Linked DNA regions of Homo sapiens: region 2 is linked to region 1. Evidence: chromatin contacts called from ENCODE Hi-C or POLR2A ChIA-PET data. All regions are on one chromosome and are shown on one strand. Each heading gives the region's core, a stretch centred on a gene start or an enhancer-like site at or near the end of the contact. The rest is flanking DNA. Distances are from core to core; before and after follow the strand shown. Region 1 overlaps QTGAL (queuosine-tRNA galactosyltransferase). Region 2 holds the start of QTGAL (queuosine-tRNA galactosyltransferase).

Region 1 (6,458 bases), core at 2,165-4,664:
CATGGGGACGTCTCACAGAACTCCCTCCACCAAGAATAAGTGAACTGCATGGGGTCTGTGGCTGCCACATCGTATCCACGTGGAGTTTCTGGTTTGGGTCCTTGTTCTCTGGTTATATAAGATGTTAGCAGCTGGGGGTGGAGGAGATGGGGGGTACATAGGAACTCTCTGTGCTATTAATATTTCTGCAATTTTTTGGCTGGGCGCAGTGGCTCACACCTGTAATCCCAGCACTTCGGGAGGCCGAGGCAGATGGATCACCTGAGGCCAGGAGTTCGAGACCAGCCTGCCCAACATGCTGAAACCTGGTCTCTACAAAAACACGAAAATTAGCCAGGCATGATGGCACGTGGCTGTAATCCCAGCTACTCGGGAGGCTGGGGCAGGAGAATTGCTTGAACCCAGAAGGCGGAGGTTGCAGTGAGCCGAGATCACGCCATTGCACTCCAGTCTGGGCGACAGAGCGAGACTCCATCTCAAAATATATATATGTTTTAGTTCTGCAATTTTTATGTGAGTCTAAAATTATTTCAAAATACAACCTTTTTTAATTGGGTAGACTTTGTCAAAATGACTCTACCATCCTGGGGGGAAGCAGTTTTTCATGCACACTTCGCCAGAAGCCTGACCTCCACGTGGACTCAGTGTGACACATTCTCAGAGTCCATTTTAAACACTCGGGCACGCGTTAGAGACACACATTCCCAGCCCCACACAGAACCATGAGATCAGAAACTACGAAGAGTGGGTCTCATTTTTCTCACTTCTCATTCCTGCCGACCTGTGGCAGGTGCCGTTCAGATGCTGGGGGAAGGAAAGGAACAGCTCAGCAATGGTGACAGGATGGGCGCCGCCAGGAACAGTCGCACAGCAGATGCTCCGTGGGGGCAGCGGCTCCCGTTATGCAGCCCTAGAGCGGGCAGGGGCACCAGGCAGGGCAGGGGCCCCGGGGCGGAGGAGGGTGTCCAAGTGCTGAGGACTGAACTGTGTGCCTCAGATTAACGGGTTGAAGCCCTAACTCCCAATGTGACTGTATTTGGAGATGGGCTTTTAAGGAGGTAGCTAAGGTTACGTGAGTCCCAAAGGTGGGGCCCTGGACTGTTGTCCTTATAAGAAGAGGAAGAGACACCAGCAGTGAGCACACAGGGAGAGGCCACATGAGCACACAGAAGAGAGGCCATATGATCACGCAGGGGAGAGGCCACGTGAGGACGTGGGGGAGGGGAGAGGCCACGTGAGCACACAGGAGAGAGGCCATATGATCACGCAGGGGAGAGGCCACGTGAGCACACGGGGGAGAGATCATGTGAGCACATGGGGGAGAGGCCACGTGAGGACGTGGGGGAGGGGAGAGGCCACGTGAGCACACAGAAGAGAGGCCATATGATCACGCAGGGGAGAGGCCACATGAGGACGTGGGGGAGGGGAGAGGCCACGTGAGCACACAGGAGGCCATATGATCACGCAGGGGAGAGGCCACGTGAGCACACGGGGGAGAGGCCATGTGAGGATGTGGGGGAGAGGCCACGTGAGCACACGGGGAGAGGCCACAGAAGGACGCAGGGAGAGGCCACGTGATTATGCAGGGGAGAGGCCATGTGAGCACACAGGGAGAGGCCACAGGAGGACGCAGGGAGAGGCCACAGGAGGATGCAGGGAGAGACCACGTGATTATGCAGGGGAGAGGCCACAGGAGGACGCAGGGAGAGGCCACAGGAGGATGCAGGGAGAGACCACGTGATTATGCAGGGGAGAGGCCATGTGAGCACACAGGGAGAGGCTACAGGGTCGTGCAGGGAAAGGGTGCCATCTGCAAGCCACAGAGAGGCATGAGGAGGAACCCACCCTGCCAGCAGCCTGAGCTTGGACCTCCAGACCCAAGAACTTTAAGAACACAAATGTCTGTTGTTTAAGCTGCCCTGTCTGTAGTGTTCCTTTATGGGGGCCTGAGCTGGGACGGCGGGGAAGCAGGGATCCCCCCAGGAGACGTGCAGGGCAGCAGGGGTCCGCGTCACACCACTGTCTGCCTTCCCTTCTTGGTGAGTGCGGCCCACCCCGGGTAGCTAGAGCAGGAGCATGCATCTCAGCCCTGTCCACTTCCTTCAAGCTGCCAGGACCTCTGAGTCCCCTTCGTGGCCCTGCTGGGACCCCCTCCCTCGAGTTTCCAGAAGGGCCCAAGGCAACCTGGGAAGCCGGGTGGCGGTTCTGCCCATGCCTCCCCTTTGGGCCTCCCTGGAATCAGGAGATGCAGCCCCCTGGGGAAGGGACAGAAGGTACAAAGAGGGCCTGTCTCAGACAGGGGCGCTTTCAGGCAGGCACCACCCCAGGCCACTGGCATAGACAACTTTCACCTTTCGGTTTGTTTAGAATTAGCAGTGTTAATTTTACACAGCTCTGATTTAACGTTGTATGTGGTGACTATCCCATCAGGCATGTCAAACAGACACATCAAAAGTCAAATCAAAATATGCCACTTCCCACATCACAAATGTGACTCAGACAATGAACATAAAACTTGACTTGGTGGCTGAGTTACCTTATTAAAATAGTTGGAAGTGATTTCTGTTAATGTAACAGCTGAGAAATGGTTTAAATGAGATCTCTTCTTTGAACTTCACACGTTAATTCCCACTAACTTGCTAAAGGAAAATTCTATCTAAGAGGACCTACCTGATTTATTTGTTATGACTGGGTCTTCATGTTACCCCTCGATTCGGAACATGAATTTCTGGTTCAAACTGTGCCTCCTCCACTTCAATTACATCCTTGGTGTTTAGTGGCACCGTTTTCACGTGACTCCTGCTACCCAAGAATCAAAAGCAGCAGAAGCCCGTGCTCAGCAGGTCCTGAGGCTGCGGCGACCCCACGCCTCCCACTGCCCTAATACGCGGGACTGAATCTCCAAAGAGGAAAACCAAAATCAGGAGCCCAGGGTTGATCGGAGGCCAAAAGCTTCCACAATGAATATGGAATTTTTACTTCCCAGTTAAGAAGAAGAGAGGCCTTACGAGGTTTTCCATTTCCCTGCCCCGTGAGACAGCTGGCATTCTTTAAGAAAAGCATTAAAAATCATCGTGTATTCCAGGAAAGTGTGTGTCCCTGAAGAAGTGGCACATCCCAGAATCTCTGAACTCTGGTGATGGGAGGACCCAGGAGGGCTCCTCAGGAGGGTCCGGGCCTGTTCTCTGTGCACTCCAAGTGCTGAGTGCCTGGGATCAAAGCCCTCATGCTGTCTTCAGGAGCCCTGCTCAGAAACCTGACACCGGGCCAGGAGCTCAGGGCGAGGGACTCTGCACACCCTTTCAACGTGGGGGACCCTCTCCGCTTCCCAGCCAGGAAGCTGCACCAGACACTCACAAAGGTGACTTTGTGCCCGTGAACTCGGCTGCAGCCCACAGTTTGGGCTTGCTGCCGCCGGTGCAGACAGGAAATAGCTGCTCTGCGGCAGCCCGACCCCGTGGCCACAGAGCAGCCTCTGTTCCTTGGTAATCGTCAACATCTGGCAGGCACCTCCACGCCCCTCCGCCCCCACCATACGCTGCTGGCTGGAGGCTCCCGTGCAATGCCAGGTGTGTTGGGAGAGGACAGGCTATACCCACAAGCTGGGCTGGAAGTAAGGAAATCGCTTTAAAAGCAGGAAAACAAATTCGCTTCCCCACGCTTTAACCACTGGTACCTGTAAGAGGCCATCAATGGAATATTCATCTTCTCCAAATGTAAAAAGTAAATCTAAATGGAAGAAGGTCTTTTTCTTCCCCCGCTTTTCCGCGTGACACAGGATGTTATGGAATAGAACTTGAAAGCTGGTGAAGCAGATTTGATGCGGAAAGCAAAGCTCATCAAGGAACCCTGATCACTGTGAACTCACTTAATGGAATAGTTGATGCCGTCATCATAAACAGCACCAACGTTAGAAGCCAGTGATCCTTATACTAAGGTTTCAGTTTTACTGCAGATCAAAATTACATTTTCAAAATTCAGAAAGCATTTCATTACATGGTGCGATCACAAGAAATCCGTAATGTTGGGGCGTATTACTCCCACAACCTCGCTATTAGAGGTGGACGTCCTGGCACCCCTCATGGGGTGCAGAGCACCTTTCTCCTCTTGGACTGAGGTGTGCAGCTGGCTGCCCCCGCTCCTCCCTGTCCCACTAACCTGACCATACCCCCACGAGGCAGAGTGCCTTTCTCCTGCCCTGGAGTGGGGCTGACACAGTCTCGAACACCATAATCCAGGATGTTGAAATCCTGAAAGATCAAAATCCCTAAAGTCTAAAATCCCCCAAATCACAATCCTGAAAAATGTAGTTCTTGAAAAAATAATTTTAAAAATTCTTTACCCCATTTACCCTAATATAGTTATTACACTTTGCATGCCTTTATCAAAATATCTCATGTGCTCCATAATTATATACACCTACTATGTGTCCATAAAAATTTAAAAAATTCTTTATCTCAAATGTTAGCGAGAAAAAGGAAAAAATAAATAATGATTTGAAAGACATTTGCTTACAATTTTAAAAAGAAGACTTATTTGAGAAATGTACAAAAACATGACAGCATGCTTCATAGGCCACTTTACACAATAAAACAGACAATACTAACACACACATTTTTACAAGCATAAACACTCAAGTACACTAATGACAGTCACATGGGTATAACGGTTAATGAGCAGATGAACCGTATTCATAAAGAAATAGCTCCTGTCATCTGAAATATTCTGTTGGACAACCTAAGTCTTTGGACAAGATCCATCAAAAACCATGATGGTTGTATATGTGTGGTTTTATTTCTGAGATCTCTATTCTGTTCTGTTGGCCTATGTGTCTGTTTTTGTACCAGTACCATGCTGTTTTGGTTACTGTAGACTTGTAGTATAGTTTGAAGTCAGGGAGTGTGATGTCTCCAGCTTTGTTCTTTTTGCTTAGGACTGTCTTGGTTATACAGGCTCTTTTTCAGTTCTACATGAATTTTAAAGTAGTTTTTTCTAATTCTGTGAGGAATGTCAATGGTAATTTAATGGGAATAGCATTGAATCTATAAGTTACTTTGGGCAGTATGGCCATTTTCACGATATTGATTCTTCCTATCCATGAGCATGGAATATTTTTCCATTTGTTTGTGTCCTCTCTTATTTCCTTGAGCAGTGGTTTGTAGTTCTCCTTGAAGAGGTCCTTCACCTCCCTTGTTAGCTGTATTCCTAGGTATTTTATTCTCTTTGTAGCAATTGTGAATGGAAGTTCATTCATGATTTAGCTCTCTGCTTGTCTACTGTTGGTGTATAGGAATGCTTGTGATTTTTGCACATTGATTTTGTATCCTGAGACTTTGCTGAAGTTGCTTATCAGCTTAAGGAGCTTTTGGGCTAAGATGATGAAGTTTTCTAAATATAGGATCATGTTGTCTGCAAACAGAGCTTCGACAAACCTGACAAAAACAAGTAATGGGGAAAGGATTCCCTGTTTAATAAATGGTGCAGGGAAAACTGGCTAGCCATATGCAGAAAACTGAAACTGGAGCCCTTCTTTACACCTTATACAAAAATTAACTCAAGATGGATTAAAGACTTAAACGTAAAACCCAAAACTACAAAAACCCTACAAGAAACTCTAGGCAATACCATTCGGGACATAGGCATGGGAAAATATTACATGACAAAAACATCAAAAGCAATTACAACAAAAGCAAAATTGACAAATGGGACCTAATTAAACTAAAGAGCTTCTGCACAGCAAAAGAAACTACACCATCAGAGTGAACAGACAAGCTATGGAATGGGGGAAAATTTTTGCAATCTGTCCATCTGACAAAGGTCTAATATCTGGAATCTACAAGGAACTTAACTTTACAAGAAAAAACAAACAACCCATCAAAAAGTGGGCAAAGGACATGAACAGACACTTCTCAAAAGAAGACATTTAGGCAGCAACAAACATATGATAAAAAGCTCAACATCACTGATCATCAGAGAATTGAAAACCAAAACCACAATGAGATACCACCTCAAGCCAGTCAGAATGGCGATTTTTTAAAAATCAAGAAACAACAGATGCTGGCAAGGCTGTGGAGAAGTAGGGATGCTTTTACACTGTTGGTGGGAATGTAAATTAGTCCAACCATTGTGTAAGACAGTGTGGTGATTCCTCAAGGATCTACAACCAGAAATGCCATTTGACCCAGCAATCCTACTACTGGTACATACCCAAAGGAATACAGATCATTCTATTATAAAGGTACATGCACGCGTATGTTCACTGCAGCACCATTCACAATAGCAAAGACATGTAATCAACCCAAATGCCCATCAATGATAGACTGGATAAAGAAAATGTGGTATACCATGGAATATTATGTAGTCATAAAAATGAATGAGATCATGTACTTTGCAGGGACATAGATGGAGGTGGAAGCCATTATCCTCAGCAAACCAAAACAGGAACAGAAACCCAAACA
Region 2 (7,130 bases), core at 5-2,504, 66 kb after region 1:
GATTCACCTGTTACCAATTTTAGTAAGACTGGAATAAAAAAGAAAAAAGGCTGGAAAAAAAACAAACAAAAAAACAAAAAACAGAAAACATGCTGAGCCTTTGGGCGACTGCTAATCCTACATCCCTGTGGTTGTTCCCTGCATCGGCCTATTGGCTGGGTCTGAACCCTGAGGGCCTTTGCTCCAGCCTCTGCCGGAGCACGGGGAAGGTGTTCGGGGCTTAAGGGCAGGTTTTTAGGGCACGTGTTTGGGGTAAGTGTGCTGGGCACACAGGCAGGTGTGTGGGCACGGAGGAGGTGTGCAGGTAGGTGTGTGGGATGCGCAGGCAGGTGTGCACGGCAGGTGCACGGGCAGGTATGGGGCACGGGCATGTATGCAGGACGCAGAGCAGGTGTGTGAAGCAGGTGTGCAGGCACAAGACGTGTGTGTGGGGCATGGGCAAGTGTGCCGGGAATGTGTGACGGCAGACGTGTGGGGTGCGAGGTTGTGTGGGGGCACACGGACAGGTGTGCAGGCAGGTGTGGGGCACGGGGAGGTGTGCAGACCAGGTGTGTGGGGTGCGGGAGCGAGGCAGGTGCGCGCGGCAGGTGCGCGGGGGCGAGTCAGGAGCGCGGGGCACGTGTGTGGGGTGTGGGGCAGGTGTGCGGGGGCGGGGCAGGTGTGCAGGGCAGGCGTGCAGGGGCAAGGCAGGTGCGTAAGAGCGAGGCAGATGCGCAGGTGCGCGGACCAGGTGTGTGAGGTGCGGGGGCAGGTGCGCGGGGGCGGGGCAGGTGCGCAGGAGCGAGGCGGGAGCGAGGCAGGTGTGCGGGCGCGGGGAAGGAGCGCGGGGCAGGCGGGCGGGGATGAGGCAGGTGCGCCGTTCCTCCACCCCACGACCAGGTGAGGGCGAACGGGGAACTGCCTGAGCTCCGAGCCCGGAAGCTTCAAAATCAGAACGAGGAAGGTCGGTGAGGAGGCCACGCTCGCGGGACGGGGGCAGGAAGCGCAGCCGGAGCTGCAGATCTCGGCCGCGCCCCGCGGGCTCCAATCCCGAGCGTCCCCCGCACGCGCAGCCGCGCTCGCCCGCGGGGCCTAAGGGCTGCTCAGGGCGGAGACCCCGTAGGTGAGCCCGAGAGGCGGTGCGGGGCTGCGAACCCCGGAGCGAGAGAGGACTGGAGGGCGGGGTGAGGGGACGCGAGGACCCAGCCTGCACGGCGGGGCACCCTCCCCGCTGGCACCTACCACGTGGGCCTGCATGGCCTGGCTCTCCTCGGACGCCCCGCCCACGCCGGCTCCGCTCATCCCGCCGCTTCGGCCTACGGCGCCTGCGCGGGCGGCACCAGGAGGCGGGTCTGAGGCCAGGCAATCTCCGATTGGTGCAGAGCGGCGTCCATAGGGGTGGGCCTCCCGGAGGGGCGTGGAAGGGGCGGGGCTGCTCGGCGCGGGGCGGGGCCGGGAGGTCGCCGCCTCAGTCTTCCGCCCTGGGCCACGCCCCGGTCCCGGGTCACCTCTCGGAGCCGCCTCCTTGGCCCGTGGAAGCCTCCTGCTCTCCCCTAGGGCGCGCGTCACAATCTCTGGTCCCCCGTAGACGCCGCCGCGGGGAAGGCGGGGCTGTGCGAGGGCGCCGCGCTGCAAACCCAAGCCAGGCGGCCTGGAGTTGCTGTAAAGCCTCAAGCAAGGCTGATATGTAAAAGGTCGTTGCATTTCACCCGGGCTGTGGGCTGTGCTACTTGACCGGGGAGGACGAGGGGACTGCAGGGCGTCCTTTCAGACAGACGCGGTAGGGAGAGCAGGGCGTGCAGGACACTTGACGGCCCCAGGAGAGGGGTGAGGCCCTGACCCCACCGGGGTGTCATCCAGGAGGAAGGGTGCCCGGGGCGAGGTCCCCCAGGAGAAGTGCCCAGGCCTGAGGCCTTGACCCCACTGAGATGTCCCCCCAGGAGGAGGGGTGCCCGGGGTTAGCTCCCCTAGGAGGAGGGGTACCCGGGAGTGAGGCCCTGACCCCACCGCGAGGTCCCCCAGGAGGAGGGGTGCCCAGGAGTGAGGCCCTGACCCCACCAGGAGGTCCTCCAGGAGGAGGGGTGCCCAGGAGTGAGGCCCTCACCCCACCGTGAGGTCCCCCAGAAGGAGGGGTGCCCAGGAGTGAGACCCTGACCCCACCAGGAGGTCCCCCAGGAGGAGGGGTGCCCGGGAGTGAGGCCCTGACCCCACCGCGAGGTCCCCCAGGAGGAGGGGTGCCCAGGAGTGAGGCCCTGACCCCACCAGGAGGTCCCCCAGGAGGAGGGGTGCCCGGGAGTGAGGCCCTGACCCCACCGCGAGGTCCCCCAGGAGGAGGGGTGCCCAGGAGTGAGACCCTGACCCCACCAGGAGGTCCCCCAGGAGGAGGGGTGCCCGGGAGTGAGGCCCTGACCCCACCGCGAGGTCCCCCAGGAGGAGGGGTGCCCGGGAGTGAGGCCCTGACCCCACCGTGAGGTCCTCCAGGAGGAGGGGTGCCCGGGAGTGAGGCCCTGACCCCACCGTGAGGTCCCCCAGGAGAAGGGGTGCCTGGGGAAAGACATGACCTCAGTAGCTCCGGGTACCCTCCACCTTTGCCCTCATTTCCGCCTCCGCATGCAGCCTTGGGAACTGCAGGGCTGGGAACCCGGAGAAGGCGGCCGGGCTCTGGGGGAGCTCAGAGGTGGCCTTCCCTGCCAGGAACACAGGCCAGGCCCCATCCCTATCTAACCTTATACTTGAGGAGCACAGAGCGGATATCTCCAGATTTGAGTCCTGAACGCGCGGCCGGGAACCCCAGCAGTTCTGAACTTGTCAAGGGAGCAGCCTGCCATGAGGGGTCTCCCAGGCGGCTGTGAGGCCTCTGGAAACTCCCTGCTTGGAGGAGGTTGACTGGGGACAGGGCCGTGGGGGTCAATAAAAAGGACTGCTGCCATTAGCCCTGGGCTGCCTGCACACAGAGATTAAGCCCGCTTGGGATTTGTTCCAGCTGATCTGAAGTAATGAGTAATTCACAATTAATGAGCATGGCTGTAAGCAGCCCTTCCTGGACAAATCCTTGGCTGTCCAAAACTAAGATTAAATGCAAATCATTCTGTCAATTAACCGTTACAACAAAGCCAAACTTCTGTTAAGCATCACTTCATAGATGGTTTTTTTTCCCTTAAATTGCCTCCTTGTTTGCAAAGCCTGTTTTACAAGTGGACTGCTTAAGTCACATGAGTGAAAATGCAGCCTTATTTACCGTTCAGCAAAAGCTATCTGAGAATTTGCTTCCAGGGACTTCATGTTCTCCAGAGGTTGGGGTACTAGGAATCATTTCATTGTAAAGGACTCAGTAAAAAGTAGCCCTGTAGCTGCCAGAATGCGCCGTAGGCTCATGATAAGGTAGGTGGTAAGGGCCAGAGGTCAGGGGTCACAGATGGCTTCTGCCCCTCCACAGCACATGGTGTCCAGAACTGGGCTTGCCTCTCACCTTCCTTCCTGTACATTTCCTGGTGCCAGAAATTTGCTTTTCACTGACTTCCCCCTAATTCAAATTTGATTAGAATCTCCTTTTTGGGAACATTCAAAGTGCCAAGGTGCGTTTCAGAAATGCAGGGTTGCAGAGGTGGGGTCCTGAAATCCAAGGGTGGTGGGGCCTGAGATCACTGCCCTCGCAGTAGGAAGATCCTCGGGGAGAGGTCAGCAGAGGGCCCGGACAGAAGGCACTGACACTGTACCCTGGAGAGAGACAGGAAGGAGGACCTGGGGCCTCAGAGCTGGCCGGGTGGAGATCGTGTGGTCTTCGTTCAGAGGGAAGTGAGGTGCTGATGAAAGATGATTGACGTCACGTGGGCACCAGCAGAGGAAGTGACACAAAACGCCCCACAGCTTTGGGTTCACTGAGTGGGCAGTTGTATTTATTTATTTTATTTTATTTTTGTAGAGATGGGGTCTTGCTGTTGCCCAGACTGGTCTCGAGCTCTTGGCCTCCCAAACTGCTGGGATTACAAGTGAGAGCCATTGCAGATAGCCAGTTTTCTTTATTTTTAATTGTTGTTTGTGCAAAAGGTTTTGGCGAATACTGGCTATATTCAGAGGACTCAGTACCAGTTGCCAGGGGCCTGGAGTAGGTGCTGTGGTCTCAATGTGTGTGTCCCCCCAAACCATATGTTGACACCTAACCCCCAAGGCGATGTGGTTAGGAGATGGAGCTTTAAGGAGGTGACTGGGCCGTGAGGGCTGTCCTCTCATGACGGACGAGTGCCCTTCAACGAGACTTGAAGGAGCCCTTCTGTCCCTTCCTCCACGTGAGGACACATAGAAGGTACCATCTCTGGGGAACAGGCTGTCACCAAACACCAAGTCTGCTGGCGCCTGGATCCTGGACTTCTCAGCCTCTACAACTGTGTGCAATACATTTCTACTGTTTATCAATCACATGGTCAGAGGTATTTTGTTACAGCAGCACAAATGGACCAAGACATCAGGTCTCCAAATCGAAGAACTTCTCAGCAGCCTTCAGTGCTGGGTGGGGAGACAGAGGTTCCCTGCAGGTCCCCACAGACAGTGTTAGACTCAGTGCTGGGTGGGGAGACAGAGGTTCCCTGCAGGTCCGCACGGACGGTGTTAGACTCGGTGCTGGGTGGGGAGACAGAGGTTCCCTGCAGGTCCGCACGGACGGTGTTAGACTCGGTGCTGGGTGGGGAGACAGAGGTTCCCTGCAGGTCCGCACGGACGGTGTTAGACTCGGTGCTGGGTGGGGAGACAGAGGTTCCCTGCAGGTCCCCACGGACAGTGTTAGACTCGGTGCTGGGTGGGGAGGTTCCCAGCAGGTCCGCACGGACGGTGTTAGACTCGGTGCTGGGTGGGGAGGTTCCCTGCAGGTCCGCACGGACGGTGTTAGACTCGGTGCTGGGTGGGTTGACAGAGGTTCCCTGCAGGTCCGCACGGACGGTGTTAGACTGGGTGCTGGGTGGGGAGGTTCCCTGCAGGTCCGCACGGACGGTGTTAAACTCGGTGCTGGGTGGGGAGGTTCCCTGCAGGTCCGCACGGACGGTGTTAGACTCGGTGCTGGGTGGGGAGACAGGTTCCCTGCAGGTCCCCACAGACAGTGTTAGACTCGGTGCTGGGTGGGGAGGTTCCCTGCAGGTCCGCACGGACGGTGTTAGACTCGGTGCTGGGTGGGGAGACAGAGGTTCCCTGCAGGTCCCCACAGACAGTGTTAGACTCGGTGCTGGGTGGGGAGGTTCCCTGCAGGTCCGCACGGACGGTGTTAGACTCGGTGCTGGGTGGGGAGACAGAGGTTCCCTGCAGGTCCGCACGGACGGTGTTAGACTCAGTGCTGGGTGGGGAGACAGAGGTTCCCTGCAGGTCCGCACAGATGGTGTTAGACTCGGTGCTGGGTGGGGAGACAGAGGTTCCCTGCAGGTCCGCACGGACGGTGTTAGACTTGGGGGACACTGGGTCCCCAGTAAGAATGATTCTGATGTGAGTGCAGCTAGTGAGGGCTGAGTTCAAGCTTTAAAGACAAGAGCCCAACAGGTTCCTTCAACAGCCTGATCCCCTAGACCTTCGTGTGTCCAAGTCTCCAGAGGGGATGAACCTCAACAGACCTGGTTCGACCTCCCCTAGGCAGTGGGTGCTGCCTGGAGGGCAGGGTCGCTCGAGACTGTAGGAGACTCTGCACGTGGTGACCATAGCACCCCCATAATAAAGCAGCCCGTGAGGGCAGCCTGGCTGTTCGGCGATGTGTGCACTGAGGTCATCTCTCCTACTCTGTCTCAGCTATTTAAAGGCTGTGACTCACCATGTGGATTTAATGACTTATTAAGGAGTTGCAGCCCATGCTTTTTAAAAAAGTAATCTACAAAAAAATAAATGAAAAAGTCTTCAGGACAGTAGACTTAAGTGCGGATGTGGTCCCTCGAGTTCCATTTTTCAGCCGCCCACATTCCTGGGATTCAGACCTGTTGGGGATTGTAGGATTCTAGTTGCACAGGGAAACCCAGAGTCAATTCAGGAGGATAATTCTGAGCCAGGGGTGGGGGTACCGGCCTGGAGCTCCGGGGGGTACGGGCTGATCCTACGAAAGGAAAGTCAAGCCTGTGAATTGCAGAGCCTGGACAGAGAAGTTGAGGTGACGGCGTTCTGCAGATCCGTGAAATTCTATTACACGTCAGAGGGAAGGGACGGCCTCATGTGGCCCCTTGGAGGGACCAAGCCCTACCCAGCGCCTTGCCCAAGTCAGCACGCAGTCAGTGTTGGCTCCACCCACCTGCACCGTCAGGCCTTCTGGAAAGAGAAGGAGATCCGACTGACGGAGCGTCTCCAAACTTCCAAGCAAATATTACCTCGTTAAAGCCCAGTGCCACATGACTGACCTGGAGCCACAGCCTGCCCTCCTTCCCTGGGCCTACAGGAAGGGGGAGGTTCCTGTCACCAGAACCGTTCCGTCATCAGCCGGGCAGATGCTCGCTGTGGATTCTAGGTGAGCATCAAGTACTAGGGACCATGTTTGTCTTGGATTCCCCCGTCCCGCCTGAGCCCAGAACGCAGAGCCGGAGTCAGGGGCTTGCACATGGAGCGTTTCACGCCCAGGAGGCTGGGGCAGGGGCCAGGAAGGAGCGGGGAGGGGGCCAGGACCAGCGTGCTCTGCTGAGGGTCCACATCGAGGGCTGGACCCTGGACCTCCACAAGCCTGGAGAATTCTCCATCCGAGCAGTGAGGAGCCCCTGCTTGTTGTCAGCTGGAGCTGCGCCTCGGGGCTTCTGCTGTCCTGGCCCTGGGGTGGTGACTGCAGGATCCCACAGGTGTCCCGAGGCCTGAGGCTCTTCTCACTGCAGAGGCCACCCTGCAGGAATTGGAGTTAGGACCCGGAGGGTGGGACAGGCTGACTCAGAGGAGCCAGCTCTCAGGTTGGCAGGAGGAGGAGATGCACAATGAGACAGCAGCCTCACCTCCAGGGGACGGCCCCGCAAGCCGGAGCTGCCCTCCTGCACACTCAGCACTCAAGGTGGATTTGGAGGTGACCTAAGCCCACAGCTCTCCAAGTCTTGGGGAAATCTACAGTGGATGGCAGGTGCCTGCGGACGCCGAGTGGGTGCGGCCCCAGTTATGCTCAATGCAGGGGCACCTGTGTTGTTAGCAGCTGACGTGGACGGGAAAGGCCTGTG

Evidence for each region. Hi-C counts contacts between places; a loop is a spot of excess contacts on that map. ChIA-PET counts read pairs that join two places held with the same protein, here RNA polymerase II (POLR2A). Pooled maps may share reads with other maps.
Region 2: a map of CD4-positive, alpha-beta T cell shows a loop between it and region 1 (3-fold over the local background). The contact joins the promoter of QTGAL here to the enhancer-like site in region 1. A Hi-C loop is called at or near these places in 15 of 168 maps with a recorded cell type or tissue (B cell, CD14-positive monocyte, CD4-positive, alpha-beta T cell and 10 more), 12 of 37 single-sample maps with no recorded cell type and 16 of 50 pooled maps. POLR2A ChIA-PET finds 5 or more read pairs at or near these places in 11 of 52 experiments (CD4-positive, alpha-beta T cell, CD4-positive, alpha-beta memory T cell, CD8-positive, alpha-beta T cell and 8 more).

Annotation. Positions count from the first base shown.
Region 1 is chr17:82,982,802-82,989,259 of GRCh38, forward strand. All of the region lies in intron 6 of QTGAL (queuosine-tRNA galactosyltransferase), which reads right to left. Among named protein-coding and RNA genes, the nearest start is that of QTGAL, 66 kb to the right of the region's middle. RefSeq lists enhancers at 1,406-1,907, 3,312-3,606. Within about 2 kb of position 3,415, at least 4 of the 41 ENCODE cell types and tissues checked have a DNase peak (open chromatin) inside an H3K27ac peak, as active enhancers do; they include CD4-positive, alpha-beta T cell and natural killer cell, where a contact is called at or near this core.
Region 2 is chr17:83,050,516-83,057,645 of GRCh38, forward strand. It overlaps QTGAL (queuosine-tRNA galactosyltransferase), which reads right to left and starts at 1,255. Exons shown (of 13, transcript NM_001009905.3): 1 at 1,222-1,255. The coding sequence starts at 1,236. It overlaps LOC124904094, which reads left to right and starts at 672. Exons shown (of 4, transcript XR_007065967.1): 1 at 672-730.